Linked DNA regions of Homo sapiens: regions 1, 2 and 4 are each linked to region 3. A link is a contact called in ENCODE Hi-C or POLR2A ChIA-PET data. All regions are on one chromosome and are shown on one strand. The core of a region is the stretch at or near the end of the contact, and the rest is flanking DNA. Distances in the headings are between cores, read along the strand shown. Region 1 holds the start of PDSS2 (decaprenyl diphosphate synthase subunit 2). Region 2 overlaps CRYBG1 (crystallin beta-gamma domain containing 1). Region 3 holds the start of REV3L (REV3 like, DNA directed polymerase zeta catalytic subunit). Region 4 holds the start of SEC63 (SEC63 protein translocation regulator).

The links. Hi-C counts contacts between places; a loop is a spot of excess contacts on that map. ChIA-PET counts read pairs that join two places held with the same protein, here RNA polymerase II (POLR2A). Pooled maps may share reads with other maps.
Region 1: a map of CD8-positive, alpha-beta T cell shows a loop between it and region 3 (16-fold over the local background). The contact joins the promoter of PDSS2 here to the promoter of REV3L in region 3. A Hi-C loop is called at or near these places in 1 of 168 maps with a recorded cell type or tissue (CD8-positive, alpha-beta T cell), 1 of 37 single-sample maps with no recorded cell type and 6 of 50 pooled maps.
Region 2: a pooled map shows a loop between it and region 3 (17-fold over the local background). The contact joins the enhancer-like site here to the promoter of REV3L in region 3. A Hi-C loop is called at or near these places in 1 of 168 maps with a recorded cell type or tissue (naive thymus-derived CD4-positive, alpha-beta T cell), 1 of 37 single-sample maps with no recorded cell type and 12 of 50 pooled maps.
Region 4: a map of OCI-LY7 shows a loop between it and region 3 (8-fold over the local background). The contact joins the promoter of SEC63 here to the promoter of REV3L in region 3. A Hi-C loop is called at or near these places in 2 of 168 maps with a recorded cell type or tissue (OCI-LY7 and naive thymus-derived CD4-positive, alpha-beta T cell) and 11 of 50 pooled maps. POLR2A ChIA-PET finds 5 or more read pairs at or near these places in 2 of 52 experiments (CD8-positive, alpha-beta memory T cell and GM10248).

What each region holds. Positions count from the first base shown.
Region 1 is chr6:107,457,930-107,461,005 of GRCh38, forward strand. It overlaps PDSS2 (decaprenyl diphosphate synthase subunit 2), which reads right to left and starts at 1,635. Exons shown (of 8, transcript NM_020381.4): 1 at 1,061-1,635. The coding sequence starts at 1,356. RefSeq lists enhancers at 1,506-1,955, 1,676-2,597.
Region 2 is chr6:106,518,526-106,521,568 of GRCh38, forward strand. CRYBG1 (crystallin beta-gamma domain containing 1) reads left to right here. Exons shown (of 22, transcript NM_001371242.2): 4 at 606-2,928. Among named protein-coding and RNA genes, the nearest start is that of RTN4IP1, 110 kb to the right of the region's middle. RefSeq lists enhancers at 740-1,939, 1,162-1,651, 2,392-2,441. Within about 2 kb of position 1,251, at least 24 of the 41 ENCODE cell types and tissues checked have a DNase peak (open chromatin) inside an H3K27ac peak, as active enhancers do.
Region 3 is chr6:111,481,784-111,484,852 of GRCh38, forward strand. It overlaps REV3L (REV3 like, DNA directed polymerase zeta catalytic subunit), which reads right to left and starts at 1,435. Exons shown (of 32, transcript NM_001372078.1): 1 at 967-1,435. The coding sequence starts at 1,105. It also overlaps TRAF3IP2-AS1. RefSeq lists enhancers at 322-381, 2,222-2,581 and silencers at 752-831, 892-961, 1,022-1,321, 1,492-1,721, 1,762-2,151.
Region 4 is chr6:107,956,552-107,959,597 of GRCh38, forward strand. SEC63 (SEC63 protein translocation regulator) reads right to left here and starts at 1,657. Exons shown (of 21, transcript NM_007214.5): 1 at 1,335-1,657. The coding sequence starts at 1,458. RefSeq lists enhancers at 1,096-1,697, 2,300-2,900 and a silencer at 1,320-1,859.

The sequences.
Region 1 (3,076 bases), core at 385-2,884, 4.0 Mb before region 3:
GGGAAAAGGATCGTGATGTATGCAATCTACCATCAAATGATTCAGAAAAAAATATATAGAAAGATATATACACGTGAATAGTATATATATCTGTGTGTATATGTATTTAATGTATATATTGACATATATAGACATATCTACGTAGCAGGTGGATCTGATTAAAGAGTATGCAAGTGTGTTCTTTGAACTATATTATTTTTGTAACTTCGCTGTATGTTTAAACTAATTACAATTCAGGTGTGGGGTTTAAGTGGAAGAAAAAAAAAAAACTTTTGGCCGGGCACGGTGGCTCACGCCTGTAATCCCAGCACTTTGGGAGGCCGAGGCGGGTGGATCACGAGGTCAGGAGATTGAGACGATCCTGGCTAACACGGTGAAACCCCGTATCTACTAAAAATACAAAAACAAAATTAGCCGGACGTGGTGGCGGGCACCTGTAGTCCCAGCTACTCCCGCCTGGGCGACAAAGCGAGACTCCGTCTCAAAAAAAAAAAAAAAAAAAACTTTTATAAATCCTAAAGGCAGGTTTCACAGCAGTAGTACAGCATAAGTGATAAACATCCCAAGAAGATAATGACTACTAACGGGATAAATTCCTACTTCAACCCCAAGACATTCGTTGGAAAGAATTATCTACCTTCAGCCTCTCTCTCTCTCCTTGCCTACTTTCTGGAGGTGACCCCCTGAACAGTGCGGGACAGAAAATTAATCTATCCCATTAAAAAAAAAAAAAATTTCTAGGAAGTGACTCAATAAACCTACATCTCCGCTCGATTTCTCCACAAATCACTGAGGCATCTTCATCCTCAACAATTAAGAAGCAAAATCGAGGAAAGCATACAAGTGTTTCAAAGAAAACCACTTATGCACTCAGCTGAGCAAGAACGTTAAGTGGACTAGAGAAGAGACAACACGGAATGTCTAGGAGGAGTGAGTAAAAAGGAAGGACTAAAAAGAGATAAATCAGGAGCCAGTCTGAGAGAGCTAGAATGCGTATGCCCGCCAGAAAAAAAAGTATTCCAATGAGTGCGAGTGTGTCAGCGGGAGAGGGGTAGCTCACCTGGCTGTGGTAAGCAGAGGGTGCTGAGTGCCCACCAGCTTCCGCACCTGCATAGCGATGTTGCTGAGCTCGTCGCTCAGCAGGCAGCGAAGGCTCATGAAGGACGTGGGGTACCCCACGATCTTCTCCGCCTCTGACACTACCTGATTCCAGTGGGCCGGGGACTTGGAGGACCGACCACGCCAAGAGCCCACCGAGGAGATGGTGTCGAGGGACGGGGACCACCACAGGCGACGCGGGGAACCCGAGGCTCCAAGATAACGTGGCAAGTGCAACAGCAGCTGCCGAAAGTTCATGGTTTGAGTCTGGAAGGGTCTGGGACCTGGGGGTATCCAGAAGTGCCGCGGGAAACAAACCAGGGGCAGAGGAGGAACTTACAGTAACTAAAAGGAAGCGGCAATTCTTGACCCTCAGAGTAAGGTGGCTTCCTGGAGCAGTGACCAGAAACGAACTTTAACTGCTGCTTTCTGCAGCCCAGGCTGGGCAAACAACAGTCCCAGCTCAGCACTGCCCCCGGCCACCCGGGGTAGAAACCACAGCCACTGCCTATGTGGAGGACGCCATATTGGAGGCATGGAATGCGGCCTGCCGTAAAGACAGAGGCGGGTTGTTAAGTATACTCTCTACTTTACGGCGTACCCGAGAACGCCCCCGCAGGGGCGGTGCTTTGGAGGTGAACCCGGGTTGGGAGGTTCAGCTCCTCCCACCCCGCCGCTCTGGGCCAGCAAAGGTCGTCAGTGACAGGGATCAGTTGTGGGCGGCGAGTGGTCCCTCTGCACACGGTATCTGGGCCGAGTCTGGATTCATTAGAGTCCCCGGCGCCCAGCACTGAGTGGCATGCATAAGTATTGGTGTCACGAACAACGGTCAGCCCCCGGCTTGCCCGCAAGGAAGGGCGTCGGGCGGAGGCACCAGTTCCTCCCGGAAGCTTTTTGTCGCTATCGCCACCAGCCCCTGGCAGTGGCAGTGGCCGTGGCCGGGCGTGAAGGCGGCCTCTCGGGCTGCATGCCTCCTGGAGCTGGGGCCACGTCTCAGTGGTGGAACGCCTAGTCGGGGCGTGGGGCTGAGCCCTCGTGTCCTCAGGGCCCAACCAGACATAAGGCAGCGTGGTGCGGCGGAAAGGGGTCCCAAGGAAAGTCCTCGGATCCAACTTCGAATTACCGGCCTCCTCGCTGAGCCTTGGGAGAAACAGCGGTGCCTCCTTCCCGCGGGTGCGGAGAGGAAGAATGAAACGTTGCCTACTCCCTGCCTCTTATCTTCCTCTTTATGCCTAGCCTGGAGCTCAACTCCAGGATTGAAGACTATCGCTGACCGGAGTGCTTTTCACGTACTAGTTCATGTATTACTTTATTTAATCCTCAGAACAACCTCATTAAGTAGATAATATTAGTATTCTCCGTGTTTTGTATGAGGAAACTAAGGTGCAGTCGAGTCGCGTAAGTTCCCTAAGACCACACTAGACAGGGATGTGAGCCCAGACAATCTGGTTTCAGAATCCGTATTCTAACCGAAAGATTACACCGTCTAAATAATAGGCTCCCATCCACTCTTTTCTCCTTATTGCTGAGAGGAAACAGTCAATATGATTATCTTTTAAGTAATGCTACCTATTTTTTTTTCAAATGTGCCTAAGATCTTACCTCCTTTCTTATCACCTAAAACAGGTGTTAACCGTTCTTAATAAAGGATATATTATCCATTTTTTACACTCTTAAAAATAGCTTATAAAACTCTCTAAAACTTTCAAAATCCTTCCAAATTCATGGTATTTTATTTTTATTTTTTATTTATTTTTTGAGATGGGTCTTGCTCTGTCACCCAAGCTGGAGTACAGCGGCGCGATTTCAGCTCACTGCAACCTCCGCCTCCCAGTTTCAAGCAATTCTTGTGCCTCAGCCTCCCAAGTGGCTGGGACTACAGGCGCCTGCCACCACGCCCGGCTAACTTTTGTATTTTTAGTAGAGACTGGGTTTCACCATGTTGACCAGGCTGGTCTCAAACTCCTGACCTCGAGTG
Region 2 (3,043 bases), core at 1-2,500, 5.0 Mb before region 3:
ACGTACTCAATAAATTAGTTCATCCCTCATCCCTAGAGTTTCTTGGCTATATAATCTTCCGATCCCTCATATGCAAGCAAAACACCCATTAAAAATAGTTGGTAGTGTACTTAGGACTATTTAAAAATAGTTTCATTAAAAAACAAATGTGGCAGAGAATGGTGGCTCATGCCTGTAATCCCAGCACTTGGGGAGGCCAAGATGGGAGGATTGCTTGAAGCCAGGAGTTTGAGACCAGCCTGGGTGACATAGACCCCATTCTACAAAAAAATAAAAATAAAAAAATTAGTTGGGTGTGTGATATGTGCCTGTAGTCCCAGCTACCTGGGAGGCTGAAGCAGGAGGATTGCCTGAGCCCAGGAGTTCGAGGCTGCAGCAATCTATGATCACACTGCTGTACTCCAGTCTTGGCGACAGAGCAAGACCTTGTCTTAAAAACACATGTGTGCGCACACACACACACACATACACACACACACACACCACACTCCAAATGTTATATATCAGGGAGATGTTGGCTTTTCATAGTTTTATAATTAATTGGTTTGTGTGTTCACTTTTTAAAACTAGGTCAATAACTTTATCTTCCTGCTTTTTCCTCACAGCCCTGCCAAGCCCAAACATGTGGAACTAAATCTTAAAACCCCTAAGAATCTTGACAGTTTGGGAAATGAGCACAATCCATTTAGCCAGCCAGTTCACAAAGGCAACACTGCCACCAAAATCTCCTTATTTGAAAACAAACGGACAAACAGTAGCCCAAGACACACTGACATTCGAGGCCAAAGGAATACTCCTGCCTCTAGTAAAACGTTTGTTGGGAGGGCAAAGCTGAATTTAGCCAAAAAAGCCAAAGAAATGGAGCAACCTGAAAAGAAAGTAATGCCAAACAGTCCCCAGAATGGTGTGCTGGTTAAGGAAACTGCTATAGAAACCAAAGTTACCGTCTCGGAAGAAGAGATTCTGCCAGCAACCAGAGGAATGAATGGAGACTCTTCTGAGAATCAAGCTCTTGGTCCTCAGCCTAACCAAGATGATAAAGCAGATGTACAAACAGATGCTGGCTGCCTTTCAGAACCAGTGGCTTCTGCTCTGATTCCTGTCAAGGATCATAAGCTCTTAGAGAAGGAGGACTCAGAGGCTGCAGACAGCAAAAGCCTTGTACTTGAAAATGTAACCGATACAGCACAAGACATCCCCACCACTGTGGATACCAAAGATTTACCTCCAACGGCCATGCCAAAGCCACAGCATACATTTTCTGACTCACAGTCCCCTGCTGAGTCATCTCCTGGGCCTTCTCTTTCACTGTCTGCACCCGCTCCTGGGGATGTTCCCAAAGACACATGTGTTCAATCACCCATAAGCAGTTTCCCATGCACTGATCTAAAAGTGTCAGAAAACCATAAAGGATGTGTTTTGCCTGTGTCTCGTCAGAACAATGAGAAAATGCCACTTTTAGAACTTGGAGGAGAAACAACCCCTCCTTTGTCCACAGAGCGTAGTCCAGAAGCTGTGGGAAGTGAGTGTCCATCCAGAGTCCTCGTCCAGGTCAGGTCCTTCGTGCTCCCCGTGGAGAGCACCCAGGATGTGAGCTCCCAGGTCATCCCAGAGAGCTCTGAAGTTAGAGAAGTGCAGTTGCCAACTTGTCACAGTAATGAACCTGAAGTGGTTTCCGTTGCAAGTTGTGCTCCCCCACAAGAGGAAGTACTGGGCAATGAACACTCTCATTGCACAGCAGAGCTCGCGGCAAAATCTGGCCCACAAGTCATACCGCCAGCATCAGAGAAAACTCTGCCTATTCAGGCTCAAAGTCAGGGCAGCAGAACACCCCTGATGGCTGAATCCAGTCCCACCAACTCTCCCAGCAGCGGAAATCACTTAGCCACTCCTCAAAGGCCAGATCAGACTGTTACAAATGGCCAGGATAGCCCTGCCAGCCTTTTGAACATTTCTGCTGGTAGTGATGATAGTGTATTTGATTCTTCTTCTGATATGGAAAAATTCACTGAAATTATAAAACAGATGGATAGCGCAGTTTGTATGCCCATGAAAAGAAAGAAGGCCAGGATGCCAAACTCTCCTGCTCCTCACTTTGCCATGCCTCCTATTCACGAAGACCATTTAGAAAAGGTGTTTGATCCCAAAGTGTTTACCTTTGGTTTGGGGAAGAAGAAGGAAAGTCAGCCAGAAATGTCACCGGCTTTACATTTGATGCAGAACCTTGACACAAAATCCAAACTGAGACCCAAACGTGCATCTGCTGAACAGAGCGTCCTCTTCAAGTCCCTGCACACCAACACTAATGGGAACAGTGAGCCTCTGGTGATGCCGGAAATCAATGACAAAGAGAACAGGGACGTCACAAATGGTGGCATTAAGAGATCGAGACTAGAAAAAAGTGCACTTTTCTCAAGCTTGTTATCTTCTTTACCACAAGACAAAATCTTTTCTCCTTCTGTGACATCAGTCAACACTATGACCACGGCTTTCAGTACTTCTCAGAACGGTTCCCTATCTCAGTCTTCAGTGTCACAGCCCACGACTGAGGGTGCCCCGCCCTGTGGTTTGAACAAAGAACAGTCAAATCTTCTGCCCGACAACTCCTTAAAGGTCTTCAATTTCAACTCGTCAAGTACATCACACTCCAGTTTGAAAAGTCCAAGCCACATGGAAAAATACCCGCAAAAAGAGAAAACCAAAGAAGATCTGGATTCACGAAGCAACCTACACTTGCCAGAAACTAAATTTTCTGAATTGTCAAAACTGAAGAATGATGATATGGAAAAGGCTAATCATATTGAAAGTGTTATTAAATCAAACTTGCCAAACTGTGCAAACAGTGACACCGACTTCATGGGTCTTTTCAAATCAAGCCGGTATGACCCAAGCATTTCTTTTTCTGGAATGTCATTATCAGACACAATGGTAAGTAGCAATGTGTTATTATTTATTTGGGGTATTTTTAAAGCAAGGGAAGAGAAGGATGATGAGCAACTCATGTTATTCTTTTAGAAATGGTTAAGCTTATGTGCTATAGTTT
Region 3 (3,069 bases), core at 185-2,684:
ACCTAGTAAACTGGGCCTCTATCTTTTTTATATTATCATAAGCCCCAGGAGTTTTTGAGAACGTACCTTCTGTCACGGCTGTCTCCCCTTCCCATCCCTTCTTCAACATAGTTGTGTTTAAAAAATATATACCTGTACTTAAAACGCAATCCTACAGCCCAGCCTAGGAGCATTTCAAAATGTCTGTGCTGCTGAGTCTGGCTGTGGTTCCTAATAAATTCACCCCATTAAGTGTGATGTTTTAGGTTGGGCAACATAAACACGCATTTCCTACTTCCATGGATGCACATTTCCTGAAAGCACTGCACCTAAGGATGCTGCCCTGTCCCCCGACGCTCAGGCACTAAACTCTAAGGAGTCACGACCTGCACTCACAGCAGAGCCACACGGTCACCCCAGTGAGAAAGATTATCTGGCCCCAAGCGCCACTCTCTCCGGCCCACTGCATCTCCGGAACTGGCAGAGGAGAGCGAGGGTGAGAAGAGACCATGGGGAGCGACTGACAACAAGGCTGACACTTCCCCGTTTCCAGAAAGCGGCACTTGGGGGACACAAGGGATGTCCCACTAGCGACCGACCTCAGAGCAGGCCCTACGAACCCGTCCACCGATGGACATGGCGCGGCCACCTGGCCCGCCGTCCGGGGCGCCCGCGGCTTTCGCTCTCCCGGCCCGCGCCCTGGAGTGCGGCTCCCGCTCCCGGCCGCCACACGCAGTCTAAACACGCGGCGCTCGCCACCTCCCTGCCCGGGGGTGGGGGCGCCGCGCAGCGCTCGCGCGGACCCACATTTTTGCGGCTCTTGTCACGCACGAGAGAAAAGGCGAGGAGGGCGGAGGGGAGGGAAGACGCGGCAGCGATCCACGGAGACGGCCGGCGCCGGTGGCGTGTGCGCGTGTGCGCGGCGGGGAGGGCGGCCCCGGCGCCCCGCCGACTCCCGCTCCCGCCCCGCGCCCGGCGCCCGCTTACCTGCCGGGGTCGCTCCGAAGACTCGCACCACCGGCACCTTCTTGACAGGGGCCTGGGTGAGGGGGGATTGGCAGGTATCCAGCCCCTGCAGCGGGCTGGCCATGTAGTAGTCTGCAGTCACTATCCTTACTGAAAACATGTTCGCCGCCGCCGCCACTGCCTCCCTTCACTGGCGACCCGGCAGCGGCAGCAGCAGCGGCGGCGGCTCCCTCCGCAGCGGCGGCGGCGCCCCCTCCCCTTCTCGGCACGGCCCCCTCCCCTCACACAGAGGCACCTCGAGGAGCGGCGGGCGGGGCGGTGTAGGCGCTGCTGCCGCCGCCTCCTCAGGAGCACCCGGCAAGGGGCCGCAGGAGAGAAGCCCTCGAGCTTTCGTCGGTGCTGGTGCTGCCGCCACTGCCGCCACCGCCGGGAATCACACGGGCTCCTCGGTCCCAGGCTGCAGCTCTTGTTGCCATGATGATGATGTCACGGACGCAACCACTGGGGGGAGGGGAGAGGGGGGTGTGTGTGGCGAAGGGAGGCTGCGAGTAGTGCGGGGGAGGGGGCTCGGCGGGAAAAGGAGCGAGAGGGCGGGCGCCCGGGCGGGACACGGAGGGCGGGGGCCGAGAAGGGGCTTTCTCCCCCTCCCCGGGCACGCGGCGAGGGAGGCGGCCGGCGGCCGGCAGCGCCCGCGCGGGATCGATGACTCGGCTGGCGGGCACGGTCACCTGGGTGAGGGGCAGCGGAAGGGGCGGCGGAGCACCGATCTCATGGATGGGCTCCGAGGGGCTTGCGGGAGGGGGGCGCCAGTGTTCGGGGCCGTTTTGGCGGCTATGCAGGATTGGCAGGAGCTGCGATGCTCACACTTGCCTCGCCGACCGCCATTTCACATCCAGCAGAGGAGGCGGGGGCAGCCGCTGAGACGGTTTTTCACAAGGTAAGAAAATCCGCCCGCGTGAGGAGGGAGGCGAGGCGCAGATCTCGTGCCGCTGCGGCCTCGCGGGAGGGAAGGGCGGGCGGGCGGCGGAACGGGCGGGGCCGGGTGCGGACGCAGCCGGCCCTTCTCAGGTAACGCCGCGGCTCCGCGCGTGGCCCGGGGGCGGTGCGAAGGGTGGGGGCGCGCGGGCGCGGGCTTCGGCCTATAAAAGGGCCGCCCTGGCGTTCCCCCTTCCCGAACGTGCCGCGCGAGCCGCGGTGCCCCCTCCTCTTTGCTGCTGCAGTGTCTGCGCCGGGCCATTTAATGAGATTTATTCACGCACGGCTCTTCTCAGCTTTGCGAGGGGTTGGCAGATCCAGTGCACAGGGATTTCCCACTACCGTGTTTTTCTCCCGCCCCCTTCCTTCCCTCTCGTCCTAATACATCCTTCGTTGGTTTCCTCGGCCCCGCAGGCTGCGTCCCGGGCACGCGCAAGTACATGTAAGGACTTGTCAGCTGCCGGTGACCTCCCTCCTCCCTCGTCGCTCCTCCCCCAGCGGAATGTAGGATTAACAGTCTTTCCGAGAAAATTTTGGCCAAAGAAAAAGGCCTGTGAAAGTCACCGCGTTAGACGTGGCCTCCTCGTGTTTTTCACTAACACGTTATGGAAGGTTTTACTACCCGAAGGCATAAAAGCACCACCGTGGGGAAGGGCCGTTTTGAATAAACAACTTTATTCAAAAATCGAGAGGGGGTGAAGCGATGCAGTTAGGGAATTTTTGTTTTAAAGAGTAGTAACATGCAGCTGGCTTGGCTATTAAATTGGAAACAAGGGGTTCCTCTCTGACTTGGCCACTGATATTGGGCGTGACCTTGGACAAATAATTTTGTTTCTTTGGGCTCAGTTTCTACATATGTAAAACGGGAAGGTTTCTCTTAAAAACTAATCCTGAAGGGTTTCTTCTCAACAAAAAGATGCAAGCTGTAGGAGGCAGAAAGCGTGGGTTCAAGTTCGAAATTTGCCCCTGAATTAGGACCCTTGACACATTTCTAACCCATCCAAGTAGAGATCGTTCTTTTACATTTGTGTGTTATACAGGTGCATTTTAGTGGTTACCAGGTTGCCACGTATTTGAAGTGGTGTGAGAGCTACTCGTTTGGAACCGTTGTGGATTTTCAAATAGGAAAATCAAAAGGCCCAAAGAGAC
Region 4 (3,046 bases), core at 407-2,906, 3.5 Mb before region 3:
TACCCATTGAGTAAAAAAAGTATTAAGACTAGTAACTTTGGACAGATTTTTGCATCTAATGGATTTTTAAACTTATTGTCAAACGTACAAAATGATGCAATCCTTTGTTACTATTTATCCTAAATTTATTTTAGTTCTATTCCAAGTCAAGAATGTTAGTTTCCTGCAGATCACATGGGGCGGGGGGGAAAAAGAATGTTACAGGACACTGAATCCATCTGAAAGTATAACAAGTTCTGAGCTGATTCAAGGCTTCACTGTTAACAACTTCTCCAAGTAGAGTATATAACCTGGACAACCTAGACCTCCAGCACACCCAATTGAAGAGAAGATATTTAAGCAAGTTAGCACAGCTCTTGTGCAATAGAAAGCTTTCCCTAAGTTGTTAATACTCAAAACCCACTCCTTACTGTTAACACTACCATAAATAACCCATTAGGCCCTCGCAGTTACATCAGCTTTAAGAATACCATCTGCCATATGTCCTAGTAGAGTGCAACAAATGGATGCAAACATTACCCAAACATCAAGTGAAATATGAAAAGAATCTGTTATTCTGTGCTTTAATTCGATGTTGTTTAATGTGAAAAGACTTAGAACCAAAAGTAAATCGACCCACTACCTCAAAATTCCCTACAAGATTAATTAAACGAGACTTAATCCTTCATACTTGCACTTTTTCCGTCACAAACAGGAAACTCCGAAGAAAAGGAAATAGAAAAAAGCCTATTTTTGCTAAGAGGAATAACGGCATTGCTTCCAACCCCCACAGTGAGTGAACAAATGAAAAAGCAACGGGAGGAAGTGACGGGGGTAGGCGGTGGAAAGCTCAATTGGAGTCCTAAGCATGCCACCCGGCTCAGAGATGCCCTAAAACATCTGTTAAGAGCAGCTGCAACAGGGAAACCGGAGTCGGGGGATGAGGGCCGCGAACTGGACGGACTGAGAGTTGTGCCCGCACGTTCAGTCTCTTCTTGGCCAACTCTTTGCTCACCTCCCAAGTCCCCATCCCGCTTCCTCCATAAAGAAAAATCCCCAATAAAAGCAAAGGCAGAGAAGACAAAGAGGCAGGAGGAGGCTGCAAGGAGCGTCCACAACAATGGAGAAGATGGAGCGAGCGAAACTCCTGAGGACAATGAAGGGAGGTGGAGAAGCGCCGAGGGAAACGCTGCTGACCCGGGCCCCGCCAGTGGCGGACGCTGGACACAGGCCGGGCCGCACCGTCCCTGTCATCCCGGACGCCGCGGGCTGGGGCCGGGCAAGCGGGCGCCGCAGGGCCTGGGGGCGCTGGCGGGGCCTGCGCGGGTTCGCGGGCAAAGGCCGGCGGGACTCACCGGCATTCTGATCTCGGGGCCAGAGGTAGTATGTCGCCGGGATCACGATGAGCCCCACGAAGGAGGTGAGGAAGTAGAAGAAGGTGTTCCCACTGTCATCGTACTGGAACTGCTGCCCGGCCATGGCACCCCCTCCTCCGCCTCGCTCTTCTCACCGCCGCCGCCACGACCACGCTCTGCACTCCCGCTCCCAACGCCCCGGCCCGAGTGGCGTAGCTTGGACACTGCCGCCGCCGCCTCTCCTCCCCGCCCCCACGCCACTCTCACGGACACGCCGCCGCCACCTCTGCCGCTGCCGCCGCCGTCGCCAGCTCTCGCGAGAGGAGATAGTTCCCGCCCCGCTCAGTTTTCCCTCCCCCTGCGTGTCCCCAGCGAGCTCGCTAAGGGAGACGTGGCGAGCGCAACGGTGGAACTCGGCGAGGTCTCGCCCTTAGCCCCGCCCTAACGTCAAAGCCCTCCCCCAACCCCTCCCCTAGGGTCCCGCCCCTAACCGCTCCGCCTTCCTCCACCGCTCAGTTTCCCAGCGCACCACGCCGGATTCCGGGCGTCGGCGTACAGGATCCCAGAGAAGGCTTCCCGCCGGAGCAGCGGTCGCGGGCGGTTCACCTGGCTGCGCAGGGGTCCCAGATATTCAGAGAAGAGCTGAGGCTCAGCCTGTCCTGCCCTCTGGATTAATTGCCCTGGTTGATCACGTTTCCTTGGGTTCTGGATCTGCTCCTCCAGCCCCCATATTTTGGAAACAAGTGTCATTTAGAATAGGGGGTGGGAGGCCGGGCACAGTGGCTCACGCCTGTAATCCCAGCACTTTGAGAGGCCGAGGCGGACGGATCATGAGATCAGGAGTTCGAGACCAGCCTGACCAACATGGTGAAACCCACTCTCTACTAAAAATACAAAAATTAGCCGGACGTGGTGGCGCGCGCCTCCATCTCAAAAAAAAAAAAAATTGGGGGATGGGGAGGTGTGGGTTGCGGGAGGTGTGGGTTGCAGTTGTGTTTTCAAAGCAATGTTTACTATCTGGCCGGGCGCAGTGGCTCATGCCTGTAATCCCAGTACTTTGGGAGACCGGGTGGATCATGAGGTCAGGAGTTCCAGACCAGCCTAACCAACATGGTGAAACCGCGTCTCTACTAAAAATACAAAAACTAGCCGGCTGTGGTGGCACGCGCCTGTAATCCCAGCTACTCAGGAGGCTGAGGCAGGAGAATCGCTTGAACCCGGGAGGCGGAGGTTGCAGTGAGACCGGATCGCTCTCCACTGGGCGACAGATTTGAATCTACGCTGTGCCCATCTTGCAGATGAAGATTTCCCCAAGCCGTTACAGATGGTTCCCTACCCATTCCAGAGCTGCTAATTATAACCACCAGCTTCAGGCGGTAGGCTGAGACCTTTATTGTTTTGTGTCATTTAGTCATCAGTAAACCCCATGGAATAAAGCAAAGTATGTCTGCTCTACAAATGAGAAAATTGAGGCCCAGAGAGACTGCCCAAGGTCCCTCACAGTAAAAGAATGTCTGAGGATTCAAACCCATATCATTTTGATGCCACAAAGCCAGTGTGCCCTTGACCCTCCATCGCCCAGGACCTTAAAATTTCCTGACAGTGACTGGCATTCTCCCTGCGGGTTGTGAACAGGAAACTGCATTTCAGGGATGGACGGTGGCGGGAGCAGTCGCTCTCGGGAGCCTCTCCTTCCCCTGGCTGTGGGACCC